Regions from separate parts of the Homo sapiens genome. Here region 2 is linked to region 1. The links are chromatin loops, found by intact Hi-C in ENCODE. Cell type or tissue: endothelial cell of umbilical vein. All regions are shown on one strand. Links, peaks and the distances in the headings refer to the core of each region. The heading gives the core; the rest is flanking DNA.

Region 1 (6,115 bases), core at 465-5,464:
TGTGTGTGTGTGTGCACATGTGTTTACTGCAAAGGAGGGAAAATTGTGAAAGACTGTGAAATGGACCAAAATGATAACTGGATTTCCCTCCTGCATTGTGGAAGGAGCTACTTGCATCTGTGGTTTATGTACGTCTCTGTTCTTTGGTTTTTCCTTTGAACCAGTTCTAACATCTTCCTTGTTCTCGAATTAATTAAAAAAAATATTTGGCACAAGTCCATTTTCTACTTCTAGAGTCACAGTTACCTCTTTTAAAAAATTCTCTCTGTTACGCACACACACACACACATGCACACACGCACACAGACACCATACACATGCACGTTTGTAAGCCCTGCGGGGCTCAGCCCACTCACCCTGAGAAAATGGTTAACTCGGTGAGAAAGACTGCGATCTGCTGAAACGCCAAACCATGCAACATGAATTTTATTAGGTAGTTTGCCTTTAAGATGGTCCTTCAAAGTGTTGGAATCACCATTTTATAGTTATTCATCCCTCTAAGACACCATTGAACAAGAATGCATAGGAAGCATTGCTCTTGGCTTTTTCTGTACATTTCTGGGAACTTGCCTCTGGGATTCTCAAACTGCCATACAAGGTAGAGTTGAGTAAGCTTTTCCGTCTTTTCACGGCTGGTTCAGCAACAAATGCTGTTGGCTGCTTTGAGTGCTTTGAGTTTCCTCACAGAATGTCTTGACTCTCTTTTTTTTTTTTCAGACAAAGTCTCACTGTATCACCCAGGCTGGAGTGTAGTGGCACAATCGTGGCTCATTGCAACCTCTGCCTCCCAGGTTCAAGTGATCCTCTCACCTTAGCCTCCCGAGTAGTTAATTTTTGTATTTTTTATAGAGGTGGGATTTCGCCATGTTGCCCAGGCTGGTCTTGAACTCCTGGGCTCAAGTGATCTCTGCCTGCCTTGACCTCCCAGAGCTCTGGAATTACACACAGGAGCCACTGTGCCCGGTCTATCTTGACTTTTTCATCTGTAGGGGGCCAGAGAGAGAGAGAGAGAGAGAGAGAGAGAGAGAGTTGGCCTCGGGAGCCCACAGGCCTGTGCCTCCCCTGCTGTGTTATGCCTTCCACTGTGTTCTAGTGGGCCACGGTGCCAGAGCCACTGAGCCATCCTGAGGCCAGCAGCACCCCTGCCCAGCCACATGCACACCAAAGACACCCACCCCTCCCGGCTCAGGGCTGCTTCGTTCTGTTTCTGGTCCTTGTTTTAAAACCATGAAGCAAAGGGTCCAGGTGCTTCTTGTGCCTTTTGCTTTGCAACTTTCCACTGACATAGGCTCTCTCCTTGACCATACTTTAGCTGGGCTCCCTGATCCCTCTTCTCAGTGAGGCCTCATCCTTGAGTCCTGCCTTCAACCTGCCTTGCCCAGTTGTTGCAATGATCCTGCTAAGTCAGTTTGGAGAGAATTCTACCACCCTCGATGCCTGATCATTCTTAAGGAATTTGATAACTGCTCAAATTCCTCATCCCCTACCTTTGGCATCTGATCGCCCTTGCCTGCCTTCAGCAAGAATCCTGTTAAGTCAGCATAGCAACAATTCTCTTAGTACTTTTCCAACCACTGACCTCTCACTCTGCTCATCAGCTGTAAATCCCTAGCTCTCTTCCTTGCCTTCGGAGTTGTGCCCCATCTCTTTCCCCCATTTGATAGTCTTGACATCTACAGAAATCATCCTGAATCAAGTCTTCCTTATATTTTACCAAGTGTGAGAATAATTTTTTAATACCGTAAGGTCTGAGTCCAAAGAGTTGACTGCCCAGGCCATTTGGACCCCTATGGAAAGCTGACTTGAGCTGACTGGGGCCACATCCTGCTTTCTGAGACCCACCCAAACCAAATCACCATCATTTGGTCTTCCAAGGCATCCTGTGGTGTGTTGTCAAGGGGATCCCTCTAGTCTGCCCTCCTGGAAGAGAGTCACCCATTCCCCTTCTGCCTGGAAAACCTCTCTATCTGTAGACTGTTGTTTCAATTGCTGGAACATCCTGGACTTAAAGATCAAGGGAGATTTTGACCTCCAGGCTGGTGATCTCTGGCTTGGCTGAATGCTAAGCAGCCAGACCTCATGCACCATCTTCCAGCCCAGACTCCACATGCCATCTTCTAACCCAGACCCATGTACCGTCTTCCTACCCAGACCCCATGCGCCATCTTCCTATTCAGACCCCACGTGCCACCTTTCTATCCACTTCTCTGTGGGTAGAAGGGGTCTGATGACTTTGTAACCCACCTGACAGGACCCCTTCAGGAGGCGTCTTATTCTTTAGAGGGAGGGAATTCTACATGCTTGGGACATTTCCCCCCCTTAATTTGCTCAGCCTCGCAGAACCCAAACAGAAGTTAACCCCCAAGATGTGCAAGGACAAAAGGGGCAAGGAAATGGGCCTGAGCGGCTGAAACAACAAACCCTTTTCCTAACGGGCAAAGAATGATTTCCTATGTTAGAAAGAATTTACAACCTCCGCTGCTTTCCTTTCTTATTTCTTTTTTCCAGCTTCCTCCTTCTCCCGCAATAAAGGAGACCCGTTTGTCCCAGAGCCCCTTCTTTTTGATGAGAGTCTGACTCTGGGAGAAGGACTGGGCTTCAAGGAACACATAAAAGTAAGTAGTAAAAAACAAAACACAACACACAACGCAATGCCACCCGCAGTCACCTCTGACGGGCAGGACCTTCTGGGGCTGGGTCCATCTGCATTGTGATGAGAGCAGTTTGTGAGTGATGTCAGCCTAATTAGTCAGGCTAATGTCTGGTTTCCTGGAGCGGGCTTTTGTGAAGTAATTGGCTGCCTTAGGGTCAAAATGCAGTAATTATAGGTCTTACAAAAAAAAAAAGAAAACTAAATGAGATAAACAGCCTTTGAATTCTTCAAGCAAGTAAGCCAATCACACCAAGAGACTTCTCTTTGTGCCCAGAACTGCAGTGGGTATTTTGACAGGTGATTTCAATACCATGTAGCTATTTATTTATTCTGGGTTTGGGACATAAACACAAACATCTTGGCCTACAATTCTACACGTTCACCAAATGTGGGGATTGCATGGCAAAGGGTCTGCTTCCAGCACTGAAATTGGAGAATAAGGTCAGCAGGTATTTTGAGCTAAAGCAGAAATTCCACCACAATTTTAAAGCTAACAGAAGAGAATTATCCATGTAAACCAGCTCCCTTTCTTCCAGTTGTTTGCTTATTTTCTTTGTAAAAATCAACAACAGGAGAGTCTGGAAGGCTATGGAAAGCTAATAAAGTTTGGAAACATCATTTCGATCTCAGGAGGCGTGGAGACTGGATCAAAGCTGAGCAGGATGTGAGCCTATTTTTACCAGTCCTGGTTGAGGTGAGGGTGGCTGACCCCACAGTTGTGAAGACCTGGAGATAGGAAGTGGAGAAAAGTTTTATAGATGAAATAAGCCCTATTTCCGGGGTCCCAGTCCCTCCCACTGCATCACAAGCTGGCTAACCCTGGAAACCCCACACTCAACCCCAAACTGTGTATGCAGAGCCTGAGGCCCACTGCAGATCATCTGCATTATAATCTGCATTTTAACACAGTCCCCAGGGATTCCTATGCTTATTCACATAAACTACTTTGTGATGGGCTTTGTTCCTGATACCAGTGGCCCATTTTGAGCAAGTACATTGACCAGGCAGTAGTATGAGGGCAAAAGGTAAGTACCAGGGTGACAGCCTGCTCCATTTTGGTCTTTTAGAAGAGTGATTTGCAGATAATCGTAGCCCACTTTTCTTAATGGTGAAACTTCTGTTGGTTGTTTGTGGGAATTTGAGCACATCCTCCTCTCCCTCACTGCTCCACCCAGGACACCTGACACCCAAGCGTGAAGGGTACAGGTTGGCTCTATCGCTGTCTCTGTAGATGTGGCTGTAGATGTAGCCTGACATTATAGATCAATCACCATGCATCAATTACCATCACTTCTCCCTGAACAAATTAAAAAAAATAGATATCTCTTAGCACTGACCATGCATATGGAAGTCTGGTAATTAACAGCTCGACTTGAGTCTGCATCTCTGCATTACCGCAACCTTAATGATTTACCTACCATGCTAGGCCTCCCTTATTATCTAATTTAATCCCAATACACCACCATGTCTCTAAGAGGACAGGACCTACCCTAGCTTTCATGGAGCTTCCCATTTCATGGAGAAGCCAGACAATAGAAAATTCATTGCAAGTCTGATGGGTTTTACAGAAGGTTGCAATGGGAACATATCCGAGGGGGATCAAAGGCTTCCCAAATAAGTCATGTTTAAGTCGCAACTGAGAACTCCCGGGATAGGATTTTCGTGGTGAAGCTGGAGACAGATCAAGGTGAGCTTTGGTGAGCCATGAGGATGATGTTGGCAATGGGAAAGCTGTTAAACTAAGGGAGAGAGTAATCCAATCCAACGAGAAACAACAGCAGGGCTATGGTTTAGAGAATGGATGGCTTGGAGGTGGCCAGGGAGGGTAGGGTGGGATGAAGATGGCTTAGGCTGGAGTATGAGCCATGTGATGAAGAACTATTTAGATGTGGGATCAGTGTCACTTGATTTAGCTTGGGGAGCAAGGGAAAGAGAGACTTTGACTCCAAGGTGTGAAACATATGTAGTGGTCTTTAGTGTAGACTCATCAACTTGATGAAATGTAATCAAGTATTACCAGTCATGCTGTAGAGAACCCTTTCTCCAAATTTTACCACCCCTATTGTGGGCTAGGCACTCTGCAAAATGGCTTATCTACCTCTTATCCTTAATCTTCATTGACAACCCTTTGAGGCTAGCGCTGTTAGGATTCCCATTTCACAGGTGAGGAAGGCGAGGCTTAGGAGAGTGAGGAGGAGCTACGTTAAAGCTCAGATCTATCTGAGCATGGTCCTCGTGTCTCTGTTTCCCAAACTTATCTGATGACAAGACTCACCTGGGACACTTGATAAGTGTCCACACTGCCCGGTCCCCTCAGGCACCTGCTGATTTGGTGAGTCAGAGCCCCAGAATCTGAGTTTCCATAGACCTTATCACCAGGCCACTTTGGGAAGCACTGACTTATGCTGCTGAGACTTGGCCACAGAAGGAGCATTTGCCTTCACCTTACCCCTCACTCTGACTAGTTTTTATACACAGAACTTATTGCAACTTGAAATTTTTCTGTATTCTTTATTGATTTATGGTTTTTCAGCCCCTCTAGAATGTAAGCGCCAAGAGGGCAGCGATCAGACCAGCTCCTGGAACATGGCAGGACCAACACCCTCATCCGTGTGCCTATTCTCTTCCTGGAGGTCCTCCAGAGACTTCCTGCTCCCATTCTTGCTCCTCCTTCACCCACTTTCCATTTCCTGAGTGAAATGTAAATCTCATCCCCCATAGTCCTTAGAGCCAGACCAGCTTGCTTGGCCCATGCCTGCCCGCCCCTCCTTCCCAACTTTGTCCCTCAGCTCCAGGCTGCCACACAGGCCTCCAGGGTGTTTTCCAATCCCTCCAAGAGATCTTCAGCTCCCCAGGGCACCTTTCTTGGAGGGGCCAGTGCCATTTGGTGGGGCGGCGAGGTTAAAGACCACTCTCTCTGGTGACCACCCCTTTGCCCACTATCTTCCCTGGGCCTCCCCTGAGCTCTTCAAGAGAGAACCACTTGCTTAGAAGAGGCTTGGGAAGGATTTGTACAGTGGCCATGCCGCAGACCTGGGGTGGAAGGTGCAAGAAGGTGTCCTGAGCAGGAGGTCAGGAGGGCCGCTGAGCCATTTCCGAGGGGAACGGCGGGCCTTGGCTGGTCAGGGAGAGGGGAGACTGCCGGGAGGTCCCCTGCATGAGAACTCTGTGGCGGCTCCCTGGGTGGGCCAGGCCGGCACAGCCTCGCTGTGTTCTGTGCAGTTGAAAGAAAGCTGCGGGGCGGAGGGGGCCTGGCTGCTCGGGCCGCGGCCATGGGCTGCGCCACACATGGCTAAAGTACACAGACTATTAGCAATCAAGGAAAGACCTCCCTGCGAGGGAAAATGACATAGGGGTTACTTCACTGTAAACATCCCAAGAACAAGCACTGGTTCCTTTTAAGGGCTGTCTTTACTTCCTTTGAGAAGTTGCAAATGCACCCATGGCGGGCTTTGGCGCTCA
Region 2 (6,115 bases), core at 657-5,656, 330 kb after region 1:
GGCTGGCATGTAAAATGGTACAGCCACTGTGGAAAACAGTTTGGTATTTCCTCAAAATGTTAAACACAGAATTACCATATGAACCAGTGATTCTACTCTTCATTACACATCCTAAGGAAATAAAGGCAGGGACTTGACCAGATGCTTTTTTGGCCAATATGCTCCCCAGCACTATTCACGATGCCCAAAGGTGGAAACAATGTAAGGGTCCAACCGCAAATGAATGGATAAAACAACATGTGATATGTACATACAATGCAATTATTTTATTTGGCCATAAAAAGAATGAAGTTCTGACCCATGTAACAACAGGGATGAAGCCTGAATACATTACATCAACTGAAATAGGCCAAACATAAAAGGACAATTATTGTATGATTCCACTTATTGAAATATCTAGAATAAGTAAATTCATAGAGAGGGTAAGGGCCGGACGCAGTGGCTCAAGCCTATAATCTCAGCAGTTTGTGAGCCTGAGGCAGGTGGATTACCTGAGGTCAGGAGTTTGAGACCAGCCTGGCCAACCTGGTGAAACCCTGTCTCTACTAAAAATACAAACATTAGCTGGGCATGGTGGCACGCGCCTGTAATCCCAGCTACTCGGGAGGCTGAGGCAGGAGTATCACTTGAACCCGGGAGGTGGAGGTTGCAGTGAGCCAAGATTGCACCACTGCACTCCAGCCTGGGCCACAGAGTGAGACTCCGTCTCAAAAAAAAAAAAAAAAAAAAGTAAAAGTTACCATGAACTAGAGCAAAAGAGAAATGGGGGAGTTATTGCTTAATTGCCACAGAGTTTGTTTTGGATAATGAGAAACTTTGAAAAAGGATAGGGGTGATGGTGGCACCACAGCATGAATGTAGTTAATGCCGCTTAATTGTACAGTTGAAATGCTCAAAAAGGCAAATTTATGTTATATATATTTTACCACATAACAAAATAAAATAGTTAAGAAAAAGATTTAGTAGTGGTTACCTTCAAAAGCAATGAAAGAGTGAGATTTCTCTTTTGAGAAACCCCTCCTGCACTGTTTGAACTTTTATCACATATATGTGTACTTTTTAAAAGTCAGCAAGATCATCTGTATGTGAAATTGTGAGTTGGTTTTATCTTCTTAGATATGATTTCCCTTATTTTAAAAAAATCTATATGTTAAAAAACATCATTTTCTAGCAGTTTTCTGTTTCTAGAAGTAGAGACATCTTTTGAGCAAATTTTGCTTTGGTAAAATGACCAGAATGGGTGCCTTGAAAACATGTATAAAACAAGCGGCCGCTCATTAATCTTAGGGAAATCTAATCTTAATTATAGCTAATCGTAATTCAAGTCTTTCATTTACAGAGTTTGTTGTTTAGTTTATTAATTGTGGTGTAATTTTGAGTAGTACTATACTCTTGCAGATTTAGAGGGTATTTTTCTCCTAAATTCGAATTAAGGTTTGTGCTTCCTGGGAGATGTGTGTGTGTGTGTGTGTGTGTGCATATGCACGTGTGTCTGGTCCTCTGTACACATATGCTCCACTCTTGCCTTATGCGGGAGGAGATGTTGAACAGGAGCTGGGCAGGGCCTCTCACAGCACACCAGGGAGCATTATGCCAGTGCCTACACCTGGCGCTGGAGCACACCACCGATGCTCCAAACTGCTGGAAATGTGCCATTGTTTGCTGTGACTGCGTAAATGGGCCACAGACTAGCAAGAGACTGGATGAAGAGAAGCAAATCCCCTTCTGTCTCTGGGATTGAGAGCCTTGGCCTAGACCCAGGTCAGGGGGAACTGGTCAGGGGTGTGCCTTTTGATTGGAGGTATATTGACCTCTGTAATCTGCTCATCAGTTTTTATGTATCATGGCTTAGCCCCTCGACAACTTCTTTTTTTCTTTTATCTTTTTGTAAGGCAAGGTTTCTCTCTGTTGTCCAGGCTGGAGCGCAGTGGCATGATCACAGCTCACTGCAATCCCAAACTCCTGAGCTCAAGCAATCCTTCCACTTCAATCTCCCAAGTAGGTAGGACTCCAGCCTAGCAGTTACAGCTGCCTGATTTCTTTCTTTGTATTTTTTGTAGACACAGGGTCACACTATGTTGCCCAGACTGGTCTCAGACTCATGGCCTCAAGGGGTCCTCTTGCCTCGGCCTCCCCAAGTTTTGGGATTACAAGTGTGAGCCACTCTACCCAGCCTCAACTTCTTTTTAAGTGTTTTTCTATTTTCCCCACCATGAGGATTTTTTTTTTTTCATAATGCTGAAGCCCAGGAACTAATCTAGGAAAAAATAATTGTTCCCCTTTCCTTTCCTCACACCTTTTCTTTCTTTTCTATTTTTTTTTTTTTTTTTTTGAGACAGAGTCTTACTCTTGTTGCCCAGGCTGGAGTGTAGTGGCGCAATTTCAGCTCACTGCAACCTCTGCCTCCCGGGTTCAAGCAATTCCCCTGCCTCAGCCTCCTGAGTAGCTGGGATTATAGGCAAGCGCCGCCACACCCGGCTAATTTTTGTGTTCTTAGTAGAGACAGAATTTCATTGCATTAGCCAGGATGGTCTAGATCTCCTAACCTGGTGATCCGCCCACCTCAGCCTCCCAAAGTGCTGGGATTACAGGCGCGAGCCACTGCGACTGACCTCCTCACACCTTTTCAATCTTTCTCTCCCCATTCTCTTTATTCGAAAACATGAAAATCCACCATCAAGGATGGCAAAGACAGAATCACCCCACAGGACTGAGGTGGAGGCAAAGTAGAATGCCGCTTTGGTCTGGACTAGAGAGGAGACTGGGAATATCCCACATGAACGGACCTCATCTCTATGATGTTGACATAGTGTATAGTTCTTCTAACATAGCCTTTAATAAGCAGCACAAGTATCTTCTTGCCTTTTCTCCCTCTGGACGGTAAGCTCCTGGAGGCCAGGGACTTGTCCAGAGCTGTTTCTCCAATACCTGGCAGAGTTCATGGCGGACAAATGGGCATTCAAACATTGGCTGCATAAGTATTTCATGTTTCAAAAGAAAGTGACTTCTCTAGTTGTAATGGCCATCCAATCAGATGATGCAAGGGGAAATGATAACCGTTTTAAAGACCCAGAAATATAACACAGTTTTCAAAAAGACATTTCTTAAAGAAACAAAGTATGAGTAGGATATCATCTCAATTTTCTAGTGGTGTTAGAGTCACTTCCCTGAACAAGAAATGAGAGCAATGATGCAAATGAAATATGATTACAAACACATTGAATTCAAAATGTAGTGGTTCCTAGGATATCATGTGCAGATTCCCAATTTCAACATGTGTTGTTTAAATAAACGACAAAAGATCAGATCTTTTGTGACTAAACATTTATAGCACTGTATATTTTACATCTTATCTTCCCACAGCTCCCTCTTCATACTAGTTTGTTTTTATTGGACCACCAGCAGCAAATTCCTGCCATTTTATAACCTTATGACATTATTGTCATTGCTTTTAGCACAGGCACTGCTACATCTGTTAGTAAAAAAACTAAAAGTATTCTCTCATGAGTCACTAAAACACAATTGCCAAAACCAATTAAACTCGTGCCAAATATGACAAGTCACCAGAAGACTTTTAGCAATTTACAATGTTTTTGCTGGGAAAAGGAAATAAAGAAAAGAGAGAGGTACATTTGCATAACACTTTTTTTTTTCTTTTTTGCTAGTGAGCTTCAAAAGTTATAATCACTGAAATTTAGTAATGCTGACTACATCACTTTCTTCTGGTGTTTTTTACACTATCGTCCAGAGTTGATCATTAAAATTCTCGGTGGTTGGTCCTTCCCATCTCCACACTGCAAAATATTCCTATTCTTCCTGAGCTGGAGGTACTCACCAAAGATGAATGAACAAAGTATAGAAGAAGCAATGGCTGGATTTTAGGTTGAATAATCAAAGGATGGCCAGATATTTAACAAGCAATAAGGTAAACCAGCAGTGAAATTCTGCATATAAACCTGCCTGGGGATAGGAAATTTAGCTCAAATAAAGGCTAGGGATAGAGTTAAAAAGTGCCAACAGGAGAGGTATTTTCCTATCCTCACCTCAGCCAGTTCAAGATGAGTAACACATTGGCAGGACTTGGATACAGGACATCTCACTACATGTAAGCTTTAAGAGAAAAGAGTGTAAATTTATTACAGTGTGGAAAGTACAGGATTAACTAGACTACTCAATTGGCCTTATATCTTACCACCTAGATCTTTGCAGACTCATCCAGCAGAGAACTGAAGCAATTATTTCAACAAAACTGAGGCCCCAATATTTTTTTCCAAAATATTCTAAAAGTAGAGGAAAATATGTACTTAGTTAGACAATCAGTTGCACTATCCACATTTCAAATCCTGCATACATAAGTGTGGCTACTGGCTACCCTGCTGGACAGCACAGATACAGAACATTTCCATCACTGCAGAAATTTCTACTGAATAGTACTAATCAAAAGGATTTGGGGCCACAGTGGCTCATGCCTGTAAACCCAGCACTTTGGGAGGCTGAGGCAGGAGGATCACTTGAGCCCAGGAGAAGGAGGCTGCAGTGAACTATGATTGTGCAACTGCACTCTGGCCTGGGTGGCAGTGTGAGACCCAATCACATGAAAAAGAGGATTTGGGTCACTGAAAAGACAATAGAGAAGGAAAAATTCTTGGCTATTTCAACCTGTAAGAGGTGAGGAGAGTGAGAGAAGCCTGAAGATTTAGGAGTGTACAGAAAGGAAGGGGGAAATCAGGAGTATCAGAAGTCAAGGGAGAAAAAATTTCAAAAGACAGTAAAGAAACAAGAATGCCGCAGACATAAGTGAGACAGTCATTGAAGAGTACCATTGAACTTGGTCATAAGAAGATCATCCATGGCCTTCGAAAGACTCCAGATCACAGTGAGTTCAAAAATCAATGGGAGGGTATGAATTGGAACTGATGAGTATAGACAGTCTTCTAAGAAATTTAACTTTGTAAATAATTGCGAGAGTAACACTGCGCCTGGCACATCCTCTGTGTGTCATCTCCGAATCTGAAGTGTCCCTAACAAGGTGGCTTCTGCATCTCACGGCTTCATGTGGACCTAGAGATCTTATGAAAGTATCATGGAGCAAGATTGTCATAAATAGCCCCATAGCCCCACCTTGTTCCTTTGTGGTAACTTAAGCACTGGGAGGGTCAAACTCACTAAGTGTTCATATGTGGGTCTTATAAACTAAAAGATTTTTTTTTCATTTTTGGTAGCAACGAAACGAAAATAATTCAGCTAACTTTTTCACTTCAATGGAAAGGGGCACCTCACTGGTGGGAAGACAAAAGGTTATCATATTTTGCTTATTTTCCCCTTGTATTAAAGAAATAATTTTATTGGGTTTTTGTTGTTGTTGTTGTTGTTTTGAAACGGAGCCTCACTCTGTCGCCCAGGCTGGAGTGCAGTGGCATAATCTCGGCTCACTGCAACCTCCACCTCCCGGGTTCAAGCAATTCTCTTGCCTCAGCCTCTCAAGTAGCAGGGACTACAGGCACCCGCCACCACACCTGGCTAATTTTTGTATTTTTAGTAGAGACGGGGTTTCACCATATTGGCCAGGCTGATCTTGAACTCCTGACCTTGTGATCTGCCTGCCTCAGTCTCTCAAAGTGATGAGATTACAGGCATGAGCCACCGCGCCCGGTCCGATTTTAGTGTTTTATTTAATATTACAAAAGAAATACATTCTCATATAAAAAGACTTAGAAAACTCATATGAGCCAAAAGAAGAAGTTAAAATTACCCATTATATCTGTTTGTGTGCTTCAGCTCCAGGAGAAAGAAGCCCTGGCTTAAGCAATACAGACTACTACATAACAAGGAGTCCAGGGCCAGGTGGGTGGGTTTCAGGGCTGGTTTTTCCAGTGGTTCATTGATGTCATTAAAAATCCAGATTTATTTCATCTCTCTGATCTGCCGTCTTCAGTGTGGTTTTAACATCAACCCATTGGCTCTTACAATGGTGACAACAGTAGTTCAAGGTGTTACAACAAGACATAACCACATTGAAAGGAAAAAGAGAGACTTCCTCATCTCTTTTACAAGCAAGACATTTTCTTGTAAGAGCTTTCTAATGGACTCTTCCTCAAATTCTATTGGCCAGAAC

What was found. Peaks named below come from ENCODE experiments on the same cell type or tissue, not always from the same donor. Only the 100,000 strongest peaks of a DNase experiment are listed, where the experiment ranks them.
Region 2: a loop joins it to region 1, with 4 times the contacts of the local background. A loop is called at or near these places in 1 of 110 quality-filtered maps.

What each region holds. Positions count from the first base shown.
Region 1 is chr9:96,126,513-96,132,627 of GRCh38, reverse strand. LOC112268039 (a long non-coding RNA gene) reads right to left here and starts at 2,765. Exons shown (of 2, transcript XR_002956870.1): 1 at 2,474-2,765; 2 at 399-983. RefSeq lists enhancers at 3,407-3,930, 5,315-5,845. In endothelial cell of umbilical vein, for the core only: no CTCF peak of the experiment used is centred there; a DNase peak (open chromatin) is centred at 2,567; H3K27ac peaks cover 940 bases.
Region 2 is chr9:95,791,716-95,797,830 of GRCh38, reverse strand. No RefSeq gene overlaps it. Among named protein-coding and RNA genes, the nearest start is that of ERCC6L2, 81 kb to the left of the region's middle. In endothelial cell of umbilical vein, for the core only: no CTCF peak of the experiment used is centred there; a DNase peak (open chromatin) is centred at 3,470; H3K27ac peaks cover 1,805 bases.